Linked DNA regions of Homo sapiens: region 2 is linked to region 1. Evidence: chromatin loops called from intact Hi-C (ENCODE). Cell type or tissue: prostate gland. All regions are shown on one strand. Links, peaks and the distances in the headings refer to the core of each region. The heading gives the core; the rest is flanking DNA. Region 1 overlaps EGFR (epidermal growth factor receptor). Region 2 overlaps EGFR (epidermal growth factor receptor).

Region 1 (12,899 bases), core at 4,470-12,469:
ACGCCTGGCTAATTTTTGTATTTTTAGTACAGACAGGGTTTCACCATGTTGGCCAGGCTTGTCTTGATCTCCTGACAAGTGATCCACACACCTTGGCCTCCCAAAGTGCTGAGATTACAGGCGTGAGCCACTGCGCCCAGCAGGAATATCTATTTTTAAATGGAACTGTGTTTTCATAGTACACGGTGAGGAGAAAGTTGCTTTGAAATCTTTATCCTAATAAACCAAATAATATGAAAATTTGCCTATTTTAATTATATGTAACAAAGTTTAGTTACTGCTATAATTGCAAATATGTATAAATTCCTTACCAAAAAAAAAAGAATCAAGTGGGAGCCAGAGAATAATTTTTCTGACAGAATTAAATAACATGCTATAGCTGCTTGAGTTCATACTCAATAGTCATTTCTGCAGAGTTACCGAGGGCCTCATCAGCGTCAGCAGGAGCCCCTCGCCTTCTGACGCTCTCACATCCTTCTCTCCTGCAGCCCCGTCCTGCCACTGTCCTTGTCCAGCTTCTCTTCAAGGGTCAACTGGTCTACCTTTCCCTACAAGTCTGTCACAGCTTCTTGTTAGCAATCCCTATGGTTGCCCAAAAGCATTTTCAGAGCCTGCATAAGACTGCATCTTGTAGAAAATTTGCAGTTTCAATCTGCCCTCCCTCTGCCGGGTGTTCCCATTGTATTGCATTCAGCAGGCAGGGAGAGACTGCTATTAGGTCTGTTCCTGAGTGACTGCTTTCTGTCTCAGACTGTTTGGTGTCTGTAGGAGGTAGTGGGGTGGGCAGTAACGAGGTCTCCTGTATATTCCACCCCTACGAAGCCTGTGTGTTTGGTTTATGAACTAAGCTCAAAAGCACCACAGGGGTAAGACTGCAGTACATGACACCATGGAAAAGAGGGAGCACCCAGACCCCCAAATTAAGAAGAGCAGTGTAGAGAACAGAGACCTGGAGAGCAGAGATAGAAACTGTTAGGATCAGATTATAGTGTTACACCAGGGCTCCCCAGGCCTCTCACATATTGAAATGTACTTGTCCATCTTTCTCCAGGCCAGGAAATGAGAGTCTCAAAGCCATGTTATTCTGCCTTTTTAAACTATCATCCTGTAATCAAAGTAATGATGGCAGCGTGTCCCACCAGAGCGGGAGCCCAGCTGCTCAGGAGTCATGCTTAGGATGGATCCCTTCTCTTCTGCCGTCAGAGTTTCAGCTGGGTTGGGGTGGATGCAGCCACCTCCATGCCTGGCCTTCTGCATCTGTGATCATCACGGCCTCCTCCTGCCACTGAGCCTCATGCCTTCACGTGTCTGTTCCCCCCGCTTTTCCTTTCTGCCACCCCTGCACGTGGGCCGCCAGGTTCCCAAGAGTATCCTACCCATTTCCTTCCTTCCACTCCCTTTGCCAGTGCCTCTCACCCCAACTAGTAGCTAACCATCACCCCCAGGACTGACCTCTTCCTCCTCGCTGCCAGATGATTGTTCAAAGCACAGAATTTGTCAGAAACCTGCAGGGACTCCATGCTGCCAGCCTTCTCCGTAATTAGCATGGCCCCAGTCCATGCTTCTAGCCTTGGTTCCTTCTGCCCCTCTGTTTGAAATTCTAGAGCCAGCTGTGGGACAATTATCTGTGTCAAAAGCCAGATGTGAAAACATCTCAATAACAAACTGGCTGCTTTGTTCAATGCTAGAACAACGCCTGTCACAGAGTAGAAACTCAAAAATATTTGCTGAGTGAATGAACAAATGAATAAATGCATAATAAATAATTAACCACCAATCCAACATCCAGACACATAGTGATTTTAATTATTTAAGAGTAGTTTAGCATATATTGCTTTATGATTTAATTAAAAATCTCCAAAATATATGCCAAAGAAGTAGAATGAGAAAAATGTATATTTCTCTTTCACTTCCTACAGATGCACTGGGCCAGGTCTTGAAGGCTGTCCAACGAATGGGTAAGTGTTCACAGCTCTGTGTCACATGGACCTCGTCAAGAATGACCACACTGCTGTGGGTGAAGATGCTTTCCTGCATTTCTGACTGTCCTCTGTCCTGATCAAGTTTCTATGGCTCTGGGCCAGCCTACCCTCAGCCAGGGTTTCTGCAGAGACTGCCCAGCTGGTTCCACGTGGCTCCACGTGCCAACTTTGTCCTCAGTGGAGGGAAAGTTGGACACACAGTGCTGGGGCTGCTCCCTGCTCCGCCGTTGCTCGATGCATGGCCTGCCTCTGAATTCCTTGGTTCCACTGGTTTTGCTGGGTCCTTCTGTGCCTCTAGCTCCTCTTTTTTTCTGTCCACTTACCCCATTGGTCCCATCACAAGCCTGTGTGTGAGTGGCCTTTCTGTTCGATGACAACCTCCAGCATAGGGGAGTGTTTCTCCTTGCTTTCTTTCCCAGACACACTGCCCAGCAAAGGCAAAAGGGCTTCCTTCAACATCAGCTCTGGCCAGTTTGCCAGAGCAAAGCCCTGAGAAAAGCAAGGTTGAAAAGTCTTATTCAAACTCACCAGGAAAGAGTGGTGTTACTCTCGATGGCGTCTAGCCAGGAATCATGGAATTATACACCGAGCACCTGTTTGCCATTTTGGATGTTTCCAAACATGAACCAAACTTCCAGGCCCCTCTGCCATCTCTGGTAACATTTACAAAGTCCCTTCCTCACCACTGCCCTTCCTTCATTTTGGCATGCTCCTCCGCCCCCGAGTTGACAGCCATAGCTCTCTCTCCTGCCACCAGTGTCACATGATCGAGGAAGAAGGCAACTTCAAAAAGACTGGGTCCCCTTCCACTCCCATCTCTTCAGTGAGCTGCTAGGACACCCAGCAGAACTTCCCCACTCCACACTGCAATCTCAGGGATCTTAGTCACGGGGCTTTCCACCATGTCTCCACCTGGAAACCAGTCATGGCCATTCCTTCTTACATCTGCTCTTTTCCATCTTTTTCTTCTCCTCCTGTTCACCCGCCCTTACTCTTGTGGCGCCCTATGGATATGCGCTCCATAGCAAATGATTCTTTATATCTTACGGTATTCTAGTGAGCTGGCACATGTGGCTTCTGGTTTCCTCTCTCTGGAACTAGACATGACCTCTGTGGGAGGGAGGATTAAATGCACCCTACAGTCTGAGGCTGCATGATGACATCACTCATCACAATGATGCTTTCTATGTCTGAATCCTATTCCTTTATAACCCCTTTCAAGCTCGTTCAGAGAGTATTTCACACAATCCATGTGCTCATCTTAAAAGCCAAGGACCCAGAGGAGTCTCAGCATTGCCAAAAAGTCCCTTCACCCAGCCTGGCCAGAGGCAGTGCCTGGTCCATGTGTATGGACTATGGCACTTCAATTGCATGGAAATACTCTTGGAATGAACAAAATACCAATCCATGAAAAAGCATTATTGAAGTCTAAGTTATTTTTTGAATCATATTTTGTTAATCAACAAATTGAAAAATACTCATTATATGGAGAGGTCCAGATAAAGCCTCAATTTTAAAAAATGAGGAAAAGTGTGCCTGGTAGGGGACTGGGGAGAGCTTGAGAAAGTTGGAAACGTTGCCTTAGAAGCCTGTTTTTTCTCCTTTTAGAAGCTACATAGTGTCTCACTTTCCAAGATCATTCTACAAGATGTCAGTGCACTGAAACATGCAGGGGCGTGTTGAGTGCCAAGGCCATGGAATCTGTCAGCAACCTCACCCTTCCTTGTTCCTCCACCTCATTCCAGGCCTAAGATCCCGTCCATCGCCACTGGGATGGTGGGGGCCCTCCTCTTGCTGCTGGTGGTGGCCCTGGGGATCGGCCTCTTCATGCGAAGGCGCCACATCGTTCGGAAGCGCACGCTGCGGAGGCTGCTGCAGGAGAGGGAGGTGAGTGCCAGTCCTGGGTGGGCTCAGGAGCCCTCGCACCCCGACAGGAACAAGGGCCAGCCCCGAGAACGGGCCATTAGCAGTTGTGTATGTTAGATACATAATTGTATTATGATGCAGAAAGAATCTCTGAATGTGCAGTTATACCCAGTTGGTGACATGTTGGTACATCCATCCGAGGAAATGGCAATGTTTCTAGGCTGCACCCTTCAATGTCCACAAAGCTGTGTGGCATCTGCTTAGGACCCGGTGCCTGTGTGTGCATAGGAGGGAGGCCAGGAAGCCTGGCTGTTGATCCCATGCTGGCACTGTGGCGAAGGCGAGAGATTCCTGCTTTGGAAAACACCATTGTCCACACAGTGGCTTTGTCCATGATGGACTTCGCCACAGCCCAGTCCTGTGCTGGAAGCCATGTTCTCTGGAAAGAGCAACCCAGCGGCTCATAAGCATAAGCGCGTGTGATGTGCCCCAACCAAACGACCGCCATGCACAACTTCCCTACCGGAGTTTTCAATCCAGTTAATAGGCGTGGAAACAGACATAGAAATTGTGTTTGTTGAAAGGTAGCTGTTCAGTTAAAGAACACCTGTATCAGAGCCTGTGTTTCTACCAACTTCTGTCAAGCTCTGTAGAGAAGGCGTACATTTGTCCTTCCAAATGAGCTGGCAAGTGCCGTGTCCTGGCACCCAAGCCCATGCCGTGGCTGCTGGTCCCCCTGCTGGGCCATGTCTGGCACTGCTTTCCAGCATGGTGAGGGCTGAGGTGACCCTTGTCTCTGTGTTCTTGTCCCCCCCAGCTTGTGGAGCCTCTTACACCCAGTGGAGAAGCTCCCAACCAAGCTCTCTTGAGGATCTTGAAGGAAACTGAATTCAAAAAGATCAAAGTGCTGGGCTCCGGTGCGTTCGGCACGGTGTATAAGGTAAGGTCCCTGGCACAGGCCTCTGGGCTGGGCCGCAGGGCCTCTCATGGTCTGGTGGGGAGCCCAGAGTCCTTGCAAGCTGTATATTTCCATCATCTACTTTACTCTTTGTTTCACTGAGTGTTTGGGAAACTCCAGTGTTTTTCCCAAGTTATTGAGAGGAAATCTTTTATAACCACAGTAATCAGTGGTCCTGTGAGACCAATTCACAGACCAAAGGCATTTTTATGAAAGGGGCCATTGACCTTGCCATGGGGTGCAGCACAGGGCGGGAGGAGGGCCGCCTCTCACCGCACGGCATCAGAATGCAGCCCAGCTGAAATGGGCTCATCTTCGTTTGCTTCTTCTAGATCCTCTTTGCATGAAATCTGATTTCAGTTAGGCCTAGACGCAGCATCATTAAATTCTGGATGAAATGATCCACACGGACTTTATAACAGGCTTTACAAGCTTGAGATTCTTTTATCTAAATAATCAGTGTGATTCGTGGAGCCCAACAGCTGCAGGGCTGCGGGGGCGTCACAGCCCCCAGCAATATCAGCCTTAGGTGCGGCTCCACAGCCCCAGTGTCCCTCACCTTCGGGGTGCATCGCTGGTAACATCCACCCAGATCACTGGGCAGCATGTGGCACCATCTCACAATTGCCAGTTAACGTCTTCCTTCTCTCTCTGTCATAGGGACTCTGGATCCCAGAAGGTGAGAAAGTTAAAATTCCCGTCGCTATCAAGGAATTAAGAGAAGCAACATCTCCGAAAGCCAACAAGGAAATCCTCGATGTGAGTTTCTGCTTTGCTGTGTGGGGGTCCATGGCTCTGAACCTCAGGCCCACCTTTTCTCATGTCTGGCAGCTGCTCTGCTCTAGACCCTGCTCATCTCCACATCCTAAATGTTCACTTTCTATGTCTTTCCCTTTCTAGCTCTAGTGGGTATAACTCCCTCCCCTTAGAGACAGCACTGGCCTCTCCCATGCTGGTATCCACCCCAAAAGGCTGGAAACAGGCAATTACTGGCATCTACCCAGCACTAGTTTCTTGACACGCATGATGAGTGAGTGCTCTTGGTGAGCCTGGAGCATGGGTATTGTTTTTGGTATTTTTTGGATGAAGAAATGGAGGCATAAAGAAATTGGCTGACCCTTATATGGCTGGGATAGGGTTTAAGCCCCTTGTTATTTCTGACTCTGAAACTTGCATTCAATTCACTCCACCAAGTTATCTCATCTTTGAAATGGCTTTTTTTAAAGGTGCCTAGAATATGATGGCGTGCAGTCTATAAACTGTTGCCCACCTTCTGTACTTTCTCTCAGAATAATTCACATTCTTCTCCAGTGTCTGTTGATTGTTACTTTGTGGAATAAGTTCTTGGAAAATTCCACAAGATTATTGTTATCTTCTTACTACCAATTCTATTGAACTTTCTCCACCTTCTCTGGGCCTTCCCCAGCCAGTGGTGGGAAGATGCTGGCTGGAGTCTGACAGAGCCTCTTCTACACTGGCCTGGGCTTGCTGTGAGTTGGTGGAAACCTTTGCTCTTGTCCCAACACAGAGCAAGTGAAAGAGGAGGTCAAGGGGCTCAGGCAGCGGACTAGGGAAGCAGAATCGAGGAAAAGGAAAAATGGCTGACTTATTACCTCAAAACTCTAGAGAATTTAGTTGATCTTACAGCCAAGAAGGACAAAAGCCAGAGAGTAATATCCTCCGCCTCATGTCTAACCCACAGAATACATAGCAAGTAAAGAGAACATGGGCCTTTATAAAAATGTCTTAAGATACAATTTTTTAATTGGAGGAAATCTACAGTTTAATTTTCTCTGGGCAGCTTTTCTTCCTTTTATTATAGTAGGGGAAATCCCATGTTGATATACTTCTAAATGAAAGATGATGAATTGATATAATACAATAAAAAATCTGTAAAATTGATGATATACTTATCAAGAAAAATTAGCTTTCATTTTAACGGTTTACAAATTGAGTCAAGTCCTAGTAACAAAATGTTAAGTCTATTAACATAACCACAAGAAATACAGGAAGACGGGCAATCTGTGAAGCCTTTCACTTACAATCTCTGGCCCCTCACCTGTGCTGTGTAGGAAAATCTTTGTGCACAATTTGCTTCCTTAATTCATTTTTTATTCATTCAACACATTCTAATAAATTATACAAAATCATGTTGAAATGTGAATTTCAGTGGTATTTATAAATGCAGTGTGAGGAGGGTTTGGATGTATTCTAAGACAATAGTTGTGCTTTGGGAAGGAAGCAGTGTTCACTGAAAAGTGCCCCCAGGACCTTTTAATTGGAGGAAATATGCTTCTGTGGAGTTGGAAATGGGGTAGAAGATAGATAAGGTCAAGGCTTAAAAGTTAAGTGCACCCAACATCTGAAGCGTCCATGGGCCTGGCATGGTGGCTTTCGCCTGTAATCCCAGCACTTTGGGAGGCTGAGGCAGGAGGATCCCTTGAGCTTAGGAGTTTGAGACCAGCCTGGGCAACATACTGAGACCCAGTCTCTACAAAAAATAAAAAATTAGCTGGGTGTGGTGTCTCATGCCTGTAGTCCCAGCCACTCAGGAGATGGGAAGATGGCTTGAGTCCAGGAGATCTAGGCTGCAGTGAGCTAAAATCTCACCACTGCACTCCAGCCTGGGTGACAAAGCAAGACCCTGCTCAAAAAAATAGTTAGATATAAATATTAATATAGATACCTATATATATCTGAATATAGATATCTATATATACTCTGTATATAGTTATTTAGATATATAAATATATATGATATATATTTAGAGAGATATATATTTAGAGAGATATATATTTAGAGATTTATATATATTTTATATATATTTAGAGATATATATCTCTAAATATATATCTCTCTCTAAATATATATATATCTCTCTCTAAATATATATATATCCCTAAATATATTAAATAAATAAAAGAAATAAAAGAAAGCTCAGTTTGGCCTCCTGCTTGTCCTGTCTCCTCATCCCCTCTTCCCCCTCCATCATTTTATTTCCTTGCCCCATGTTTCTTCACTGCGGCCATGTCCCCCCTCCTCTCCAATGATGGATGTCATGTCTGCTGCAGTCAGAGGGCGACAAGCCTGGAGTGTTCCCTGAAGCCTGTGGTTTGTGGTTTGTCCTGCAGCTCAGGCTGCCCAGGCCTCACCAGCAATCCTGGCGGGCAGGGCACCACACTGGGATGGAGAGGGGGAAGCTGGAGGAGGCACTTTCTGGTAAAGAAAGCAAAAGCCAGCAGTGCCCAGGCCAATTTCAACAGGGAGTTAAATAGCACCTTAATCCTGTGGCAGGACAGCTCATGGGGCCATGTGTGCTCTTAGAAAGACTCACATGCACGCATGCACGGCAGCAATGACTCCATACTCACGTTCCCCTGCAGACACCAGGCCCCCACAGCCGGCACACACACTGCAGCCCCAGTTCCATGTTGCTAGCAGTGGCTTAGTGAATGAGTAAAGTTCTTAAAATGCAGGGGACACCTGCCCTTCATTCATAAGGCTGGACGTACACCTCTCCTTAAGGAGTTCAAGAGCTAGTGGAATCCCAATTCATACGGTAGAGCCATTCACAGATGAGAGAGACAAGCCAGAAGGAAGGAACCAAAAGTCATGTCAGCAGTTAGGACAAAATAACAGGCTTTCAAGGTCACAAAGCCTCAGGGACACTCCTGCGGTGGGACTGGGCTAGGAGCCATGGGGGCTCCAACTGTGCGCTCTGCCTGCCAGCCTGTGGGTGCTGGGGCTCCACGAAGATTGTTGTGGAATACCAAGCATGCTTGCTGTAGGTCACGGTGCACGTTTACTACTTCCAAGACAAACAGCCGAGAACAAAGCTCGCTTTAGCTTCTGCGTACACCGAACGGGACACACGACTGAACAGCGTTCCCATTGTGCCTGCTGGGTGGGGAGGAAGTGATGGCCCAGTGGGTCTATCAGATGTTAGTAGGATGGGGCCTGGCGGGGCTCCAGGCTCTGTGTGGCCGACACCCACGCCCCCCGCTCTGCTCCCCATTCCCAGCCCCAGGTCAGCCCTGCGAGGCCCTGCAGCAGATGGGCTGCTCAAACTGCTCTGGTTTGCAGATTTTTCTTCCCTCTCAAATGAATACAATATGTTTTCAAGTCTCAACCAGATCTTGAGAAAATAGGAAGAGCCAGAGGGTTTCTTTGGTGTTATGGTTGTACAGCTTCCCAGACTCCGGGGGAGAGATGTGATTTGTGCTTTCTGGCAATCCCATGGCGTATTAAATTTTCATAGGCTTTCCAGTTTAAATTTAGGGTAGGCAATGGAAGGGAACGCAAAACAGATTTCTAGGTGTACTGTGTGTGTGTCTCCCACGTCTAAAGTCTGTTAACTGGAGCACCCAACAGGCCCCACAGGCTGCCTTCACACAGAGGACCTGGGGCGCCTCCGACCCATTGGGGTGAGCAGTGGGCCATGGAGGGAGCCAGGGTCAGGAGACCTGGTTGTGGGCCTGACCTGACCCTGCTCAGGGTGGCCTCAGGTGGGCCGTTCACCTCGTCAGCCTCAGCTTACCCTCTGACTACAGTGACCTCAGACAAAATACGCTTCCTGGCCCTGTCCAGTTCTGACTTTTTATAAACAAGCACTTATCCAAGTTAAAGGGATATTTTCAATATCTACTGAGTCCACAGATATTAAATATCTCCTCTCTTCTTTAAAATTGTGGCATTATCTTTAGAATATAAAAGGAAAATAACACACACTCTCCTTGAAAATAGAGAGCCTAAACACTCTGCAGGAAATATTTAAAGCTATAGTTTTTGTTTGTTTGTCTTGAATGCAAGTGGCCTGGACTTTGACTTGCTTTGAGTCTTTGACCTTCATGACTTCAGTACAGTTCAACCCTGACAGTTTTGAAGTAGGTATGTGCCTAGATCTGCCCTAGTCCCTGCTGGAATGTTGAAGAAGCAAAGGTCCAGGCCCTCAGAGCACTTGCCACGTACTTGCCAACAGATACGGGGCGGAGACTTGAGTCAACGTAAGAGCAAGTGTGTGCCGGGTGATCCGACACTGCAGAGCGCCAGCTAGACCCTAAGCGTGTGCTAGGGGCTGACCAAGCCGTTCTTTCCTCAAAAACTTGGTGGGGAGGGTATTTTTAAAATCACACAAATATTTAAGTACAGATTATGATGACTGCCTCAAAGCAGTGGCTCTTCAGCTTCATCAAGCTTCAGAGTCCAGAGGGTTTGTTCATATGGAAGGCTAGGCCTGTCTCCTGCATTTCACCCTCTTGGCCTGGGGGCGGGACCCAAGAATGTGTGGCTCTAAAAGGTTCCCAGGCAATGCTGAGGCTGCTTTCTGAAGGAAAAACTGCAAGATACCAGGAGAGTTTCATTTAGATTGAAGAGTCGAGGAAGGCTCCTCTGAGAAAGAGTCTGCTAAGGAAGGAGGAGGTGGGTTCTGGGGACAGAGGTTCTCCCGTGGGTAAGGGTGGAGGGAAGCTCTCCTGGGGAGAAGGTGGGCAGGAGGACCAGAGGCTGGAGGGAGGAGGGCAGTCAGCCTCGGGGCTTCCCAGGAACAGGGACGGCCAGGGCAGGGTTTAGGGCAAGGAAAGCGTGTGAGCATATTTGTATTTTAGTAAATATTTACAGTTTGCCCTCCATGTCTGCAGTTTCATATCCATGGATTCAATCAACCACAATGAAAAACGTTGGGGAAAAAAATTGCATCGGTACTGAACATATACGGACTTTTTTTCTTGTCATTATTCCCTAAACAATACAGCATAACAATTATTCACATAGCATTTGCACTGTATTAGGTACTATAGGTAATCAGGAGATGCTGTAGATGGGAGGATGTCTGTAGGTTACACACAAATGCTGTGCCACTTTATATCAGGGGCTTGAGCATCCTCACATTTTGATATTTAAGGGAGGTCCTGGAACCAATTCCCCAGATACTGAGGGTCCACTGTCTGTGTCCCCTCGCCCCACCTTGCCTTTGTCTCCTGTCTCCTATCTCCACCCTGCCTCCCGCCAGCCTGTTGCTCCTGACCTGCCCGGGCACCCTGGAGCAGCACCCTATCTCAGAGCCTGGCTCAGTGTGTTCACTTCTGCAGAGAAACTAACTTGCCCAAGTCCACACTCAAAACATAGGCATTGCTGAGATGTGAAAAGCAGCTGTGGATGCTTTCTGCTACAGTCTGTGTGTTCTTTTCCATATCTGAATAAAAGGTCACCACCATTTGTATTTTAAAGAGAAAGAGAATTTATGGGTGGAAATTGGGGATTCCCTCATTCTCAGTCAGACAGAAAAGAGGGCCCCATTGTGTGCCTGATTGCAAATAAATTTAGCTTCCTCAGCCCAAGAATAGCAGAAGGGTTAAAATAAAGTCTGTATTTATGGCTCTGTCAAAGGAAGGCCCCTGCCTTGGCAGCCAGCCGGAATTAGCAGGGCAGCAGATGCCTGACTCAGTGCAGCATGGATTTCCCATAGGGAGCCTGGGGGCACAGCACAGAGAGACCACTTCTCTTTAGAAATGGGTCCCGGGCAGCCAGGCAGCCTTTAGTCACTGTAGATTGAATGCTCTGTCCATTTCAAAACCTGGGACTGGTCTATTGAAAGAGCTTATCCAGCTACTCTTTGCAGAGGTGCTGTGGGCAGGGTCCCCAGCCCAAATGCCCACCCATTTCCCAGAGCACAGTCAGGGCCAAGCCTGGCCTGTGGGGAAGGGAGGCCTTTCTCCCTGCTGGCTCGGTGCTCCCCGGATGCCTTCTCCATCGCTTGTCCTCTGCAGCACCCACAGCCAGCGTTCCTGATGTGCAGGGTCAGTCATTACCCAGGGTGTTCCGGACCCCACACAGATTCCTACAGGCCCTCATGATATTTTAAAACACAGCATCCTCAACCTTGAGGCGGAGGTCTTCATAACAAAGATACTATCAGTTCCCAAACTCAGAGATCAGGTGACTCCGACTCCTCCTTTATCCAATGTGCTCCTCATGGCCACTGTTGCCTGGGCCTCTCTGTCATGGGGAATCCCCAGATGCACCCAGGAGGGGCCCTCTCCCACTGCATCTGTCACTTCACAGCCCTGCGTAAACGTCCCTGTGCTAGGTCTTTTGCAGGCACAGCTTTTCCTCCATGAGTACGTATTTTGAAACTCAAGATCGCATTCATGCGTCTTCACCTGGAAGGGGTCCATGTGCCCCTCCTTCTGGCCACCATGCGAAGCCACACTGACGTGCCTCTCCCTCCCTCCAGGAAGCCTACGTGATGGCCAGCGTGGACAACCCCCACGTGTGCCGCCTGCTGGGCATCTGCCTCACCTCCACCGTGCAGCTCATCACGCAGCTCATGCCCTTCGGCTGCCTCCTGGACTATGTCCGGGAACACAAAGACAATATTGGCTCCCAGTACCTGCTCAACTGGTGTGTGCAGATCGCAAAGGTAATCAGGGAAGGGAGATACGGGGAGGGGAGATAAGGAGCCAGGATCCTCACATGCGGTCTGCGCTCCTGGGATAGCAAGAGTTTGCCATGGGGATATGTGTGTGCGTGCATGCAGCACACACACATTCCTTTATTTTGGATTCAATCAAGTTGATCTTCTTGTGCACAAATCAGTGCCTGTCCCATCTGCATGTGGAAACTCTCATCAATCAGCTACCTTTGAAGAATTTTCTCTTTATTGAGTGCTCAGTGTGGTCTGATGTCTCTGTTCTTATTTCTCTGGAATTCTTTGTGAATACTGTGGTGATTTGTAGTGGAGAAGGAATATTGCTTCCCCCATTCAGGACTTGATAACAAGGTAAGCAAGCCAGGCCAAGGCCAGGAGGACCCAGGTGATAGTGGTGGAGTGGAGCAGGTGCCTTGCAGGAGGCCCAGTGAGGAGGTGCAAGGAGCTGACAGAGGGCGCAGCTGCTGCTGCTATGTGGCTGGGGCCTTGGCTAAGTGTCCCCCTTTCCACAGGCTCGCTCCAGAGCCAGGGCGGGGCTGAGAGAGCAGAGTGGTCAGGTAGCCCTGCCTGGGTGCTGGAGACAGGCACAGAACAACAAGCCAGGTATTTCACAGCTGGTGCGGACCCAGAAAGACTTCTGCTTTTGCCCCAAACCCCTCCCATCTCC
Region 2 (16,090 bases), core at 3,548-11,547, 68 kb before region 1:
GCTTTGCTCCCTCCAGGAACCCCAGCCACCTTCGACCTCCAGCAGGGCACTCCACTCCACATTCTCCTGGTCTGTCTGGCTCATCTTACCTGAGCCATGCTCTCCAGGTGAAGGACTATGTCTAACTCAACTCTGCTTTAAAAGCAGCTAACACATTGCTCTTTGCATATTGTTCACTCACTAAGTTGAACTGGACTTGGACATGCACACTGAACTGCAGCGTCTGCTGCTTCTTGGTGGCCCAGCTCGTCAAAAGAATAAGATTTCAGCAAAACAATGTAACAATTTTTTTTACCAAAAGTAATGTTAACAATATATGGTTTTCCCCTGATGTTTGCGTCAAAATGCTTTTTGGAAAAAACATTTTTCAACTCTTTAGGGTCAGAATTAAGCAATGAAATTTATATACCACATGTATAATGTGTATGTTTATCTAAGTATCTGTTCATTTATATATCTTAAATAGAAATTTTAAAAATTTTTTTAAAACTCCTGATAAACATTCTCAGGAGGCACACTATGTAACTGTTGGTTGATATACCTAGCTAGATGGTGAAATCAGATTTTGTTTAAAGCATGGAGGAGAGGGAAAAATTAAATCTTGCAGATTCTGCAGTCCTTAACATCTTTGAAAGAGGAACATTTCAGACAATGTAATAAGAAGGCCACGTGCTTTGACTTCTGTAGATTTTAAAAATACTTCTGTATAGTTTCTTCTTCCTTTGAAGAAGTTTGGGGAGTTTGGGAAGATGGAGAAAGATATAAGAATAGACTCCCCATATGGGTCATGAATTATCTTTTTGCATCAGAACTCTTAGTGCAGTTTCAGTATTTTCTTCCTCAGGAGGGTGAGCTGCTTCCGAATGTCCTCCCCTTCTTTGAGGCATCCTCTGTTGGTGAACTTTGAGAGCATCCATTTATGAAGTTGATGACCTTTCCCAGTCTCTGCAAGCCCTTCAGTGTGTGTCCTCTCTGAGCAAATCTGAATTGTGTGCTTAATACATGGAAAGGGATTTGGGAGGGTTGCTTTTTAAACTGATTTCTTAATTAATATTATGGTTTAGTTAACTAGACAGTCTCATTGCAGAAGTGCATAACCATAATATGTCTTCAAATATATCTCCCTTCCTAACACCCTGTAATATACTTTTGTAAAGATACCCTTACAGAATGTGATCCACCATTTATGAACCTGCAGCATTGCATTCAGAGACTAAGTGAAAAGCTGGCAGATTTTCATTTAAAGCACAAGCTAAGGAAGAAAGCTGGTCTAGAAGGAGCTACAGAAGGGTAATGCTTAGGGAGGGAATGATGTGCCTGTGGGTGGTGGTAGTTAAATCTAACCAAAGAATGATGTCGTGGGTGTTTGGATATTGGATGGTCCACATTGGGCCACATTCTTTCAAACATAAGAGTCTGTAGAAATATGACCTGTAAAAGACTCTTAAATATTCTGGAAACTGTTTCTTCCTTGTCACATCCTTATATATACTTGAACCTATGCCTACCAGACATGACATGTGACTATTCATACAGATTTCATCATCTCTGGTTTAAGAATAAAGGATGCTGCATAGAAGGCTCACATCTTTTAATTCACAAGACTGAAACTGTTCTGAAATGACATTGTTTCTAAAAATTCATTACTTGCATTATATTCATTTTTATTTTTCCATGCCAGAAGGGTAGAAGTTCCTGTGCTCATATTAAGAAACAGCAATGTCAATCGAGGCCCAACTCAAATCCAATTTATAGGAGTTATAAAGGGCGTGTGCCTGTTTTGTCTAGAAGCAGTGTTGGGCAGCACTGAGTAGGATAGACCACCTGTTGCTACCGATAAAGGAGCAGCTTCTCGAATGCTCCTGTCTGGTAGGCACTATCCCGAGTGCTTTGGCCCCTCATCCACAATCTGTGTGGCAAAAGGCATTGCAGGCAATTCAGTGAGGAGACCGAGGCATGGAGAGCAAGTGCCATGGAATTCCCTAAGGCCGTGCAGGGAGCAGGTTGCCAAGCTGGGTTGAAACCGTCCTCCGTAGGCTCCCAACTCCGCCGTCGCTGCTACTGTGCTGGATGATGCCTGGTAGATGCAGATGTGGAGCCCCATGGATTCTGAGACAGGCCGGGTTTCAGTCCTGCCCTAGCTGCCTATTGGCTGGATGACCTTGGCAAGTTGACTTTCGTGAGCCTCATTTGTCTCATCTCTCAATTAAGAAAACCTAGAGCCTATCTGTGGGGGTTATCTGAAGGATTCCAGGGATGCATATGGCACTGTCTACCGCATGCGGTAACTGTTTCACAAATGATGAGGAGCGATTTATGTTCTTAGTGGAAATATGTCGGCGTGTGAAGTCCCAAAGCTCTGCCCTGCCTGGCTTGATCCAGTGCCTAGGCACTGCCCCTCTTCCCCTCTCTCCCAACCCACTGTAAGAGGCTAGGCTGCCTCAGTAACTCTGAGGGGCATTGACTCTTTTCATCCAAAAATTCATGTTACTGCCCCACATTTTTTCTGTTGTTTTACAACGCAGTAGGAAGTGGGCAGACTGTCAGGAAAAGTGATTTATAGTCATGTATTGCTTGTGCTTTGGCTTCATTTGATCCAATGCAGATCAGCTGCACTCAGAAAACTACTCAAGTGAAAGAGAAAAAGTAACTGAAGGGGGAAATCTGGATGAGTAAGAATTCCAGGGATAGGAATATTAATAGCAAGCTTTTTGCCTGATATAGTCACTTTATGCTGCAGGGGTGCCCCTTTATAAAGTGCTTGTACAATGGATGTTTGCTTTTGATTTTGGATTTGGAGTCTAATGAATGTTCTAAATTATTATTAGAGGAGCTTGCGGTTGTTACATGTCTGCCTTTATTGCTTATTTTTAGCCATCTCCCCTGATGTCAAATGCTCAGGCAAGAATGATACATTCATTTATAATGTGGCTCCTTCAGAAATATACCACATACCTTTTGGTGTGGTTTGTGGCTGAGAAGAGTGGGGAATGCACAAGTGGAAAACTGCAGAAAGATTATGCCTTCATCACTTCAAGTATTTGAGATGAAACTAGATCATTTGCTGTTGCTTTTTATTCTCATTCTAAGTGCTTTTCAAAGTCAGCGCTAAGATTTTAAAATGGTTTTCTGTTGTTGGCAGAGAGGGAATTACTCTATTACTTTCTGATAAAACAGAGTCTTTCATGATCAAAGAGAACCAGGCTCTAGTAGTTCCAGTATCCTAACGTGGACACTAATTGTTTCCCTCCTTTTCTTCATGAAAACAGCTTCTGCACAAATGATAGCCTTGTGAACTAGCCATGGGCACAACTGGAGAAGCATTTAGGGAGCTTTAGTGCAAATTGAGACCACCTACACATCTGACTCTACAGGGTTTGACAACATCCAGGGTGAATCACAAAACATCAGTCTAATCAGGGCTTATATAGAAAGAGTGAAAGAACTCTGATTTCATCCTAAAGATTATTTATATTAACCATTGTTCCAAATGCATTAACTATTTTAATTTAGTTGTTTTGATTGTTAAAAAAAACACATCTGTTTGGTAGATAAGACATAATTTAAGACAAATGTTCTATTTGATAAGCTTTTAGAAACAACTTATTTTTATTCTTTCCTGTGAGATAACTCAGATGTGGAGAATGTGACAAAATTTTAAGCATAACATGAGAAGGGCTGACACACATAGATTTCTGTGTGCTTACTTGAAAACAACAAAATTTAAGAATTTGGTATAGGAGTTGTATCAGGTAGTGCAGAGTCCCCAGGAGACCTAGAGACCCAGGTCTGGGAGCCTAGCGGCAAGGGCTGAATGTGGGATGACATCAGCAGAAACTCACAGCCACTGCTATTCCAAAAACCCAGCAGCAGCTCAGTGCAGGGCAGTGCTGATAGTACAGTGCCTGCAATCCTGGAGTGGATTTGGATGTGTCAGGTACGCACACGCTCACTGCTCCCCCAGCAGTACGTTGAACAGTGTGCGTCCAGGTGTCTGTAGGGCCCCTCGCCCTAACTCACAAAACCATTCTGGGTCAGAAGCCACCAATATTGTCATCATCCTCCCTTTTCTGAGAACCCTAGTAAGTCCCTCCAGTGGGGCAAGCCCACCTTTTCCCTTCATTCTGTGGCAATATGCCTTCATTTCCTAATCAGTTTTGCCCTGCTCATTCAATGCAAAATGGATCTGCTTTCCTTGGGCACCAATATGTCCAGGGATTGTTTATCAATCTTCAGTTCTGTTTCCTTTACATATCCCTCCAAAAATCAGGCCTGCACTGCCTGTGCACTCCACAATCCACAGGCCTGAAGGAAATGTTATCTTTGATGTAGAGACTTAAAGTAAAACTCTTCAAATTAATTATTTCATGCAAAAGGCTAGTCCTGACTCTAATTCTAAGACATGTCTCCTAAACTCTGGAAGTCTGATGTATCCTATTATCAACATTTATCCTTAATGTGATGGTTTATCATTTATCCTCAAAGCTGCATTGTAAAATGTACACTGTAAAGTGTACATTTTAAAGTCGGTTTTAAAAAATCATATTTAGAGATCCTGGTAAAAATCTATCAAGTCAAGACATTACCTTATTACCCATGGAATTGTCTTCAACTCTTACAGTTCAAATATTCCTGAATTGGCTTTCACAATAAACATCCTAAATATGTAAGTAGAAACATATATATTGCCAACTTTGTGCCTTCCCAAGCAAAATTAAAATACAGGAAAAGTCAGTTTGTTTTGCCCATAAATAAATATATGTGTGTGTGTATGTGTGTGTATACACATACACACTCAGAAAAGATAGAAGCAGCAGCATATTTTGGCAGCATCTGGTTTATTGGAACTCAAACGTTCTGATTGTGCATACAGACTAGTTAATGTGGTAACAATTATGTATTTCTTCCCTGCTCCTTGCCTTCTTTCCCTCCCCAGTTTTTTTCTTCCTGATAGTAGGTGTGTACTTTTTTCCTATTTCCATTGGCAAGCCACATGACAAGCAAAACGATCACTCGAAGAATATTGTTCCCTCAATCAAGAAAAATGCCCATTGGGTTTTGTTATTTGATGTTATTTGATGACAGAGACCTATTGTTTTTCCATTTTTCTTTTTTTGTTTTCCGTGGCACCTATGGAATTAAGCAATATAAAAAATCTATTATTTCAGATGTTCACGTCTAATGAATTTCATGTGAAATACTGGCAGTATAACCCCAAATAGAGGAAATTTGTGAAGAGTGGATGCTGCAGGGCATGAGACATCTGCACAGAGTTCATCTCTTCCAGCATCTTGCATGTCCCAAGCACTGCCCTGCCAGGCAGAGAATGCTGCAGATCACGGCAGTGAATTCCAGTTGTTCAGAGCACATTTGACTTCCAAATTCTCAAGGCCACAGATTTGAGGACAGAACAATATTTGCATTTGAAATTGGAAGATTATTTTTTGCACAAGTGCCTATATGCTATATAGAGTTTGCCCACTCTGCATTATCTTCCCCCTGTTCCCCCGTTATCTGGCACAAGCTATTCAAAAGACACGCCTACTTGTAAAATAAATGGTTTGCAAACTAAGGAAAATACTTAAATCTCATGTAAATGGTACTATACTATGTATAAAAATGTGAAGAAACACAGAACAGCTCATGAACACCTCCACTGCTGTATAAAAGAACCATCTTTTTTCTGGCTCCTATTGGATGCCTTAGAAAAATCTGTATTTCCTCTTTAGTTATTGTGTTTGAAAGATGAAGTTGAGACAAAAGTTCTATTCTTTTTAAGTTGGCAGAACTTCTGAAAGGTGATTTTTAGCTGCAGTGTGACTCATTCCAAATGCAGAAATCTCTGACCCTGAGTTAGTCTATTTGTCATGCAAGAGCCTAGAAAAGCCCTGAGTGATAAGAAATGGCCATAGGCCATTCCCACAGAATTTTCAACAAAAATAGAATCATGCTTATGTTCTAGTCATGACTTAGAACTTATAACTCATGTTCGGAACTGTCCATGTTCACGCACAGGGGCCGTATCACTCCGCCAGAGCTGCCCTGGGTGCCGGTGTGCAGAGGGGTCCGAGAGTGACTGTCTCTTCCTCTGTTGTCGAATGTGTGGGTTATCTCCATAAATGGCTGCCATGAGCATCCTTGTTCACACATTTTTAGGTACTTGAGTGAGTGTCTGTGGAATAATTTTGGGAAGTGAAATCTGTGGTCAGAGGTTTGTGAGTTTTACATGCTACATTTTCAGAAGTTGAGAAATAGCAGTAGGCTGAAGGCAAGTCGCCATGCCTGGAATTCATGAACACTAGTTGAAAGAACTGGCGTGAGTTAGTCATGACAGGAGAGATGGGGAAGGGAGTTGCAGGTAGGAGGGCCATCTTCAAATTCTCAAAGTATAGTCACTCCAAACCAAAATTCGATTTAATCTGTAGGACTCCATTCTCAAAGCACAGTCACTCCAAACCGAAATTCGATTTAATCTGTAGGACTCCAGGTGGCAGAATAAGAGGCAATGGATGGGTGGAAGCGAAACAGGGCCAAAGTTTGACTTCATGTGCAACTTCCTAAGGAGTGATTTGAACTCCACAAACATGAACTAAGCACCTCAACACAGGCTGGGCAAGTTGCTGTTCTTTTGGAGCTTACATCTTAGTGGGGAAAGAGAAATGCCTATGTAAACATATAAATCAGCAGGATACATTGTGAGGACGGTCATTGCTCAGTGAGACTGCAATAGAGTGATACGCTGGAGGGGGCTGCAAGGGAGAAGGTGGGAGGGACAGCATTTAGCAGAATGAGCAGCACAGTCCCATAGGAAGAAGAATTTATTGCCTCCTTAGGCAAATAAATTCCCAAACCTTGAACATCAGAAAGGAAATAGATTAATGTGCACAGAGGATTAAATTATGTGATCTGCAAAGTCATTTAAAATCTATTTCCACATAAAACATATTAATGCAACCTAAACAAAAGGGGTCTGGATACCCTCATCTTCTTCCCAAGCATCAAGTCTTTCTATAGTTAAACTGAGATGCTTTTATTCTTGGAAAATTTTAAGGACTATCTACAGCAATGGAAGAATCGGGTGTTGGGATGTGTTCCCAGGTAATAATGACTGCAGGCTGATTTGGCCCTTGAGGTGTGGCCTCATGGCCCTCTCCAAAAAAAATCAAGGACCTGCTACAAAGCACAAAGCCGACTGCAATGCTTGCTGCTTACTGGTTAGGGCAGCTCCTCTTTGCCAGCGACCAAGCAGAAAGCAAGACAAGACAGGTTCTGAAGCAGTAATTCAAAGCCTTCCTCGCTTTCCCATGTGAGTCATTGCTAGTCAGAATATTACCTTTGCAGAGAGGCTTAATTCCAAATTTGCTCTTAAAGGGATATCCTCTCCTGGTTTAGGTATAAACTTTTGACTCACAGGACAAATTCTATCATTCCTTTGGGCCTAGGATTGCATTTATTTCCATGACAAAAGGGCCTGTCTGGTGTTTCAGCAAATGAAAACAAAAATATAAAGCCCATCTCCTTTTGAATGAGCTCTAAAACAGTTCTCCACTGGACTTCAGAACAAGAGGGAGCTCTGGGCTGCTGGCTGGTTGTGCATTTGCTGTGGGTTCCCTCCGGCAGGCGACCTCTCCGCGCTGAGAAGGTTATCCGGATAACCAAGTAAGAAAGTACATGAGGAGGCACAGAAAGAAAAATGTGAGAGATAACAGCATAAACACACAGTGTATGTTGTTATGAGGCATCACATGATGAGATACTGCTGGGGAGGGAAGAAGTGAGGAGATTCCTAGGAATCTTATGAGAATTTCCAGAGACAACAAGTTTTGAGCTTTTTTTTAATTTAGAAAATTTACCTTATTTTTAAAAGAATATGTAACATATCCCATGCTATAAAATTCTAGACATAGTAGATTTAAAACAGCATAATGGAAAATATAAATATCTATTTTCTTTTCCTATTTATGTATTCTGTGCCAGTAGGAATGTAGCCAAAAAGAGAGAAAAGGGGTCTCTGCAGACATGGATGTCTCTGTGACTTGATCACTGCTAACCCAAGAAGATAATAAAGCAGAAGCATGTATCCAGGTTGCTGCAGCCAAGCCTGCCCGGTCTGCGGGGCGTCCTCACACATGGGGCAGCTCTCCCACCCCACACACTGGGAAAGGCGGACAGAGGCTGGGCAAAGCCCCCAATTTTCGTTGGCACTGACCCCGATGATTTATAGGCCTTTGTTTCCCATGTTAAATGTCTTACGATCATTAAATTATTTATAGCTCAATTAGCATGTGTCCAAAACCAGGAAGTTCATAGGAGACTGTGTGACTGGGAATTAAGGAGCAAAGCAACTTTCCAGTCTGTGATTTACTGGGTTTCCATTCTGTTTCCTGTTCGGATCCGGAAGTAGAATTTCAAATATTGCTTTTCATGCTTTATTTGGGACCGATTTTAGCCCCGCTCTCCTTTCTCTTGCCATTCGCTGGCCATTAGCCACCAGCCTCTGCACAATGACCAGCTGGCCCCTGGCAGATCTTGGGCCCAGGTGTGAAGTCGCTGGAGAAGCATTTCAGGGCCAAGATGGGAGTGATTTCATTTTCCATTGACACTATGCAGAAATGAAGGGGATTCAAGTGCCTTCAGAAAAGCTTCCTTCCAGCGAATGGAGTTTTGGGGGTTTTCCAGACTTGCAACTGCTTTTATTCTTGGAAGCATCATTGTTGCTTTTTCCCCCCTTCCATTTATATCCCAGGAACTGATTCAGAAACCATAGAAATTGGATTTGGAATCGCTGAATGCTAGCAGACAGCTGACTGCACTCTTCCCAAGAAACCCTGCCAGCTGGGTTCGGGTATCGCGCGGTGTGTGCTCTCTCTGCCTGGCCCGCTGAGTCCTCTAACTCTAATGGATTCCTTCTTACACCAAAGTGCACTAGAACTAAAGTGTTTTGCTTCATTCTTTAGACATTTTGTGGTTTAGGGCTCAATCAGCCAGGGTATGATTTGCAATCCACAGTAACCGGTTTCAGAGCAGCTGCCCAGCGAGGCAGGTTTCATCTCGCTTGCTAGACGTTTTGTTTTTTTTTTTTTCTAAACCTCACACCTTTTATTTATTAGACTTGGATTCCAGTTTCCTGAGCCTGTTTGTGCCACTGATTAGACAGGCTTGAAGCAGAACCCACCAGGCTTCCTGAATAAAATGCAGCAGTGATTGTATTAGGGGGTTTTAAATTGCTCAAAATACTGTCTAAAAAACACTAAAAATCATGTTACTTTCTAGATTGAATAAAATCCTATAGAAATGAATTCCTGGACTTGATATGTAGCAAGCTGGCATTGGCTCGGGAGTGAGTGGGCTCAGTTAAGTGAGCTAAGATGAGATGGTGCACAGGCGAGCACCCACCTGAGGAGTGTTTGGATGTTATGATAGCCAGCTCCTCTGTAAAGACCTGTCCTTCTATGTCAGCAGCCCAGCAGATAAATGACGTGTAAATACCACATTTAGGAGGGCTTATGATGATGCCAATTAATGGAGACCTTTTTGAAACAGGAAGGAGGTGAAACATATTCCTTTGCTTCTACATCACTGTGTGCCAGGCACTGTTTACAGCATCTCGTTTAACCAGCAGTCACCACCTGACGGATGGCTGATGTGGGGTGGGGTCCCAGGGTGGGATTGCGTGATGGGCTTGGGGTCTCTGGCTGATGGGTGCCAGAGCTGGGACTGGAACTCCTGGCGTGACTGAGGCAGACACCTGGGCTACCCAGCCTCACCCACGACGCCCTCACTAAGTGACCCACAGGACTCACCGGAAGCAGGGCAGCAAGGTCCCCCTACAGAGGTCCCCACTGCAAACCGATACCCAGCTTAGACAGCAGTTCTGCAGTCGGCGTCTCACCCCTTCGGGTCTCATTGTGACTCACTTTGATAGCCACACGATTTAAGGGTGGTTCAGTAGTGATTTGATGAGTGCTGTGGCTCAGGGTCATTCCCCTGCCCAAGCATTTCAAATTCCAGAAGTTCATGCCCTGCATGGTGGGTGAAAAGTCTCAGGCCAACCATGAGCACACAGCAGCCAGGCGACTGAGGCAGCTGCCCGGGGTGGCACGTTGCTCAAACCCATCATTTGGAGTCAAAACAAACAGATGATTAGCTGGGGTGGTCACTTTCAATCAAGAGTTTTCACATCGCCTAGACATGGCCTCAGAATCAGGCCTGGTGTGGCCAGGGGCTGATCTCACAGTAGACAGGAAGTGTGGCCCGAGGGCCATGGCTGCCCCCTCAGAAGGCCCTGTGGAGTGGCTGGCCGAGCCTCAGCAGCCTCCTGTGAAGCGAGGAAGGGTCTTCCTGCCGGCCTCTGGAGATCAGTATGGGAATGCACAAGTAGGAAACGCTGGATGGGAATCCCTCTGCCCTGTGATACCAAGGCAGTGAGTTTGTAGACTATGGAATTGCTGTCGGAGGGCTCTGTAACCGGCCAAGGTCACACAGGTAGCCATTGGTAGAGCAGGGACTGGAATCCCAGACCCCCAACTTCCAGGACTGTGCACCTTTCTTTATCCCATACAGCCTTACAGTCAAGTGCCAGTGCAACACCTGATTCCCAGGTTCCAGCCTTTGTCTTTTATAATGGGAATCAACCTTATCTTGACGATCCAGAGATAGTCATCAAGGAAGATTAAATTATCCCCTTAGACTCAGAGTGACCATATCATTTTCCCTCCACACAAGGACACTTTTGAGAATGAAAAGGAGGAGATGTCTGTACCAGACGCTGGATGACAGGCACCGACAGGCTGTCTGCCAGGGGAGCAGCGATTCCTGTATGTTGTAGAAAGTTTTTCAAAAGTCACCTTGGAAAGAGGTTTTGTTCCTTAACCTTCTGTTAAATAGGAAGCTCCGTGAATGAAAACAACTCCCTTCCCTAAACATTCTAGTAATGACCCAACACTGCCAAGCCTGCCAGCTCTGCCTCATGGTCGTGTTGACTGTGTGAGACTATGTGAGTGCCTGCTACACAGTACGCTTTCAGTAAACATGGTATTGCCTCGATAATCCCACAAAAATGTCCTATTCAAATCACCTGGCACCCAGGAAATTTCCTTCTTTTTTTTCCCAGGTGAAATATACAGTTGAAAACACCTGACAGCAATTCCCCTCTCCCATGTGTTTGCAGGATGGTGGTTTTGGTTCCTCCATCTTTGATGTGTACAAGTGTGATGTTTTCCCCCCACAGACAAGTAAACCACATTCTCTTCACATTCCCAATGTTTTGTCAATGTACCTCCTTCAATAGAGGATCGATAAGGAAAAAAATCATTGACAATCTCAATTAGATTCACTATTTCATCCAAAAGCATAGCTTAGAACTCTAGTTTTTGTTCAACACTCTTGCCCTATGAGTGCACAGAACTTTAATTCTGATACAAACATCCCTGAATGTTTAGCTTTGACAGAGATTCCAAGGTGATTTGATAAGAAGCAGGGCTGTGTTTGGGCTCTGGGAGTTTTTGATATGGTTTCAAGCCCCATCCAAAACCCACAGACCTCTAGAAAGTAGGTGCCTGCCTTCCTGCAGCAGCCCTGGAGCCTGCTGGGGGCTTTGAGCAGCTGCTGCCAAGCCAGGCCTCACCCGACACTCTGATGGGCACGGCCATGGTGGCAGGGGCTTGGACGCTGCCAGGTGACTCTAACTTGTGGCCAGGGTGGGAAGCACTGCTCCACAGAGGTGCCAAAACCAGGTTCCTTCCTGTGTTCTCACATTTCACAGCCTCAATGTAAAAAGTAAGACATGGGCACTCTGGAATATTACAAAAATATAGAAAAGCATGTTATAGTAAATAAAAGGCTCACAGAATTTTGTCATTTAGGAACAATGATTATTAATATATTAGTGTGTGTTTTTGCTCATTAACAGTATATCCTGAGATATTTCCTATACCATTTAATATTTTAAAAGATGTTTACACTGGCCACAGTAGCTCATACCTATAATCCCAACACTTTAGAGGGCAAGGCAGGAGGATCACTTGAGGCTTAAAAATTAGCCAGGTGTAGTGGCACATGCCTGTAGTCCCAGCTACTCAGGAAGCTGAGGCTGGAGGATCACTTGAGCCCAGGAGTTCAAGGCTGCAGTGAGCTATAATTGCACCATTGCACTCCAGCCTAGGTGACACAGTGAGACCCTGTTTCTAAAATAAATAATAAATAAATTAAAACATTTAAAAATACATGATGTTTAATTATTAGAGGACTCAATTTTATATCTATGTATACAATAATTTTTAAGTTTCTTAATATTGGACTTTTAGTACCTTTTTAAAAATACTATTTTTAAAAAAATCTGTATTTCTAACTTTTTATAACAAGGAACCTTTGGCTTTGAGATGACTGGGGAATCCATTCTTTCCTATAGTATCCATGTCCAATGGACTTAAAGTATTAATCAATGTGTTTATGTTTTGTTATTTTTCTGGCATTACAAAAAATTCTAAATATATTGTTACCGCCTGTATAAATATCAGCTTTTGAGAGAAGGACATTGTGTAGAAATAATGAAACACTGCAACTTGTATTTGTATTATTCTTTTTTTTTTTTTTTTTTTTGAGATGGAGTCTCGCCCTGTCACCCAGGCTGGAGTGCAATGGTGCGATCTCTGCTCACTGCAAGCTCCGCCTCCCAGGTTCACACCATTCTCCTGCCTCAGCCTCCTGAGTAGCTGGGACTACAGGTGCCCGCCACCGCGCCGGGCTAATTTTTTGTATTTTTAGTAGAGACGGGGTTTCACCATGGTCTCGATCTCCTGACCTCATGATCTGCCCGCCTCAGCCTCCCAATGCACTGGGATTACAGGCATTATATTATTCTTTAAATTCACATGAGAATTTAGTATGGCTTCAAAAAATACCATAAGTTAAAATATCACCAAGACTCTGTTCAGACAAAAGTATCAGAAAAGTGAGCCAGGCACTCACATAGTTTATAGTTTATAAAAGTGAGACAGGCATGATCTCTTAACCTCACTATAGTCCTGTGAATAAGGTTTATTTACATTTCATTTTACCTGCCAGGATTATTGTAAAAACGCCAAGCACATTGCCTACACAAACTAAATATTCAGTCAATGGCTGCTATTTTCATGAGTTCGTTTTAACATATATTTATTGTCCTCTACTGGATTTAAGAAGTTATATTTATTATCATCTAAGATTTTAGCTATTCCTTCTCTTAAAAATAGATTTTATAATCAATGGCAGTAAGGGAGAGTAACTCGCAGTTCTCTGAATCTCAAGGGGTTCCTGGAAGCCTTCCTGAAGGTATAGTGAAATTTCAGCTTCACATTCCCATCCATGAGCTCCCTGCAAATATCCCGGTCTGCTCTCAGGACCCAGTGACTTACCTATGCAGAGGCTGTAGATAGCACCTGGAGCTTCCTGTGTGCCCTCCTCAAACTCAGCCAATGCCGTCATACAGTAGCAGGCAGGTGTCTTTGCTGGGTAGTTGGACTGGATGTCCCTGGGATTGCAGAACTGGAATGGGGAGTGACATCAGGAAACTATAATCATCAGGACAACATGGTTTGCCATAACTTTAAGTTTTAAGCGACCGCAGATTATGCGGAGAGAGATGCATGCCCACAGCCATGCTTCCCATGTAACTGGAGAGGGGTCTGAAGTTTGAAACAAGTGTTCCTAGGCACGGGTTACAGTGTTTGTTATCATCATACTTGATTTAGAATGGGGCACAACATGTGGATTCATGGTAACTGTTACAACCTTACTCATTTTAATACCTGAAAACATGCTTTCCCCATGCTGGGAATCGAAAGATTCTCCTAGGAAAAGAAAGGCTTGACAACATCGATTCAAAAAGGGCATGCATTTTCCTCATTTAAATAACTCTAATGTGCAAGTAGATCCCCTGACCTCAAGCTCAGAAGAGTCCAGGCCTTCACACCTTCTCTGCTTCTGCTCTGGGGCCAGCTATTGAGATTCCTGTGCCCACGCAATGCGCACATCCCACCCCTGGCCGCTGTCCACAAGAAATCCAGTTGCACCAAGCACCCCACTTTTTGCACCTCTCATTTATGTACTCCTAAGAGCCTCACCACAACTCCCTTCTAAAAACATGAGTTCCTGACTGGGAATTCGATGCTGCCCAGGCAGCTTTGCTCAGAGGGAGCAGCCTTCTAGAAATGTTTCAAGTAAACTTTCAAGTATAACTAAATTCAAAAAAAACACATACACACACACACACACACACAAGTCAAAGGTGTGTAATTTGGCCAATATCACAAACCAATTAGCCCTTTGTAAGTGGCACCCAGATCAGGACAGCTGACCATACCAGCACCCTAGAAGCACCCCGTGCTGCCTCCTGGGACAGGGCTACCACCATCCTAAGGCCAGCACGATGGGCCAGCTTTGCCTGCTGTTGAATTTTGCTTACATAGAATCCTCCAGTAGGTACTCCTTTGGGTCAGGTTCTTTCACTCAACATTATGTGTTGATATTTTTCCATGCTGTGCTGCAAAATTGTATTTCTTGCATTCCATAACTGGGCAGTTCCATCATAGGAGAATACCACACTGCGTTCGTCCATTCTACCGCCAATGGACATATGGGTTCTTTCTCTTTTCTTGCAGTTACAAGTTTATGAATATTGTCCCACGTGTCCCTGGTGAACTTTTGTTTGCATTTCTGTTGGGTACCTCAGAGTGGCGTTGCTGGGTCAGAGGGTACTGGTCGCTTTAGTAGCTTTGAAAGATATTGCCAAAACATTTTCCAGCGCAGTTATAGCAAATTATACACCACCAGCAGTAGAAAACATCTCCTAATTGCTCACAGTAAACCCCCAAAGATTGCCACATACATCTTCCATATCAATTACTTAACTATTCAGCAAATTTGAAGGGAAATATATTTAATCTTTTTATTCAAATAGTTTATAAAGTGGAATAGAGATGTGGGTAAAAGTTGTCTTGCCACCTTTTTAGATCGGTAAAAGTTTGTTGAATGCAGGCAAGAAAAGATGAGAAATAATGGTACCCAATGAAAGACATAGCAGTCTACAAGGAGGGGCATTTCCCGGGGTGGGGGGGACCCACACTCTGTAACTCCCACATTCAATTAGCATGTTATAGGTAAGCTGCAGAAAACGAGGCAGCTTGTCAAAGAGGAACGGCTCTTGGCCATGGTTGCTGCCCTAGGAGGATATTTGATACTAGCAGAGCTGGGGCAACCCTGGAGGAAACCACCTGGAATGATGGGAGAACTCCTCCAGGGAACATGGCCCTTTAATAGATCTCTGTTATAAAAAATAATCCCAAAGCAGCCACCAGGGCATACTGCTGCGATCAAGTCCTAGGCGGTATTCCCTTCTGCGCCATAGACCCTGTGCAGAGTGCCCTCAACGAAGGAGCAAGGAAGACCAAGTCTCCCGAGGGTTTGCATATGTGTATGTGATTCTGCAGTCATGGTGAATGACACAGTCAGGGCTGCGGAAAAGCATTGGTAAAGTGTATATTTGAGGCTTCAGAAGTTTGAAAAGGCTAGATTTCCTAGGCCAAAACACTGAAAATTTGCAATTAGAACTTCAGTGCTGATGCTGGGAAGACTGGAGTTAGTTTGAGACATGCACCTGTGCAGAACTGGGCCCCCAGAAAAGGAGAAGGAAGGGAATCCAGACCAGAGTAGGGCCTGACACCACTCAGACTCGGCGTGTCTATAAATTAGAATTGCGTTACAATTACACTTTGACATTTTAGTGGTTTTTAAAGTGCCCAGCACAAGTTAATTTTTCATTAATGAATCCTTTATTCATAAAATGCTTAGATGGAGATTACCCTTTTGAGCATTTTGCCAGTGCTTCTGAAATTAATGGGGACCTCCTGTTGGAGGACACAGTCTGTTGCAATAGGTGACCACTGCTCTGAATCTATGTCACCTCTCCAGGACCACGGGCACAACCATCACCTGAGGCATGTTGGAGATGCAGATGGTCAGGCCCTCCTAGAATCTCAGAATCTGCATTTTAGCAAAGTCCTGGGTAATTCCTATGTCCATTGGAGTTTGAGAAGCACTGGTAATCTCAAAT

What was found. Peaks named below come from ENCODE experiments on the same cell type or tissue, not always from the same donor. Only the 100,000 strongest peaks of a DNase experiment are listed, where the experiment ranks them.
Region 2: it touches region 1 in a loop (2.2-fold over the local background); 3 of 110 quality-filtered maps call a loop at or near these places.

Annotation. Positions count from the first base shown.
Region 1 is chr7:55,169,256-55,182,154 of GRCh38, forward strand. EGFR (epidermal growth factor receptor) reads left to right here. Exons shown (of 28, transcript NM_005228.5): 16 at 1,920-1,958; 17 at 3,728-3,869; 18 at 4,666-4,788; 19 at 5,467-5,565; 20 at 12,038-12,223. It overlaps EGFR-AS1 (EGFR antisense RNA 1), which reads right to left. Exons shown (of 2, transcript NR_047551.1): 2 at 10,495-12,899. Among named protein-coding and RNA genes, the nearest start is that of EGFR-AS1, 13 kb to the right of the region's middle. RefSeq lists enhancers at 11,945-12,564, 12,565-12,899. In prostate gland, for the core only: a CTCF peak has its summit at 12,057 (motif pointing left); DNase peaks (open chromatin) are centred at 8,636 and 12,156; H3K27ac peaks cover 6,901 bases.
Region 2 is chr7:55,102,300-55,118,389 of GRCh38, forward strand. The region is part of intron 1 of EGFR (epidermal growth factor receptor); the gene reads left to right. Among named protein-coding and RNA genes, the nearest start is that of EGFR-AS1, 79 kb to the right of the region's middle. In prostate gland, for the core only: no CTCF peak of the experiment used is centred there; DNase peaks (open chromatin) are centred at 7,232 and 8,972; H3K27ac peaks cover 1,993 bases.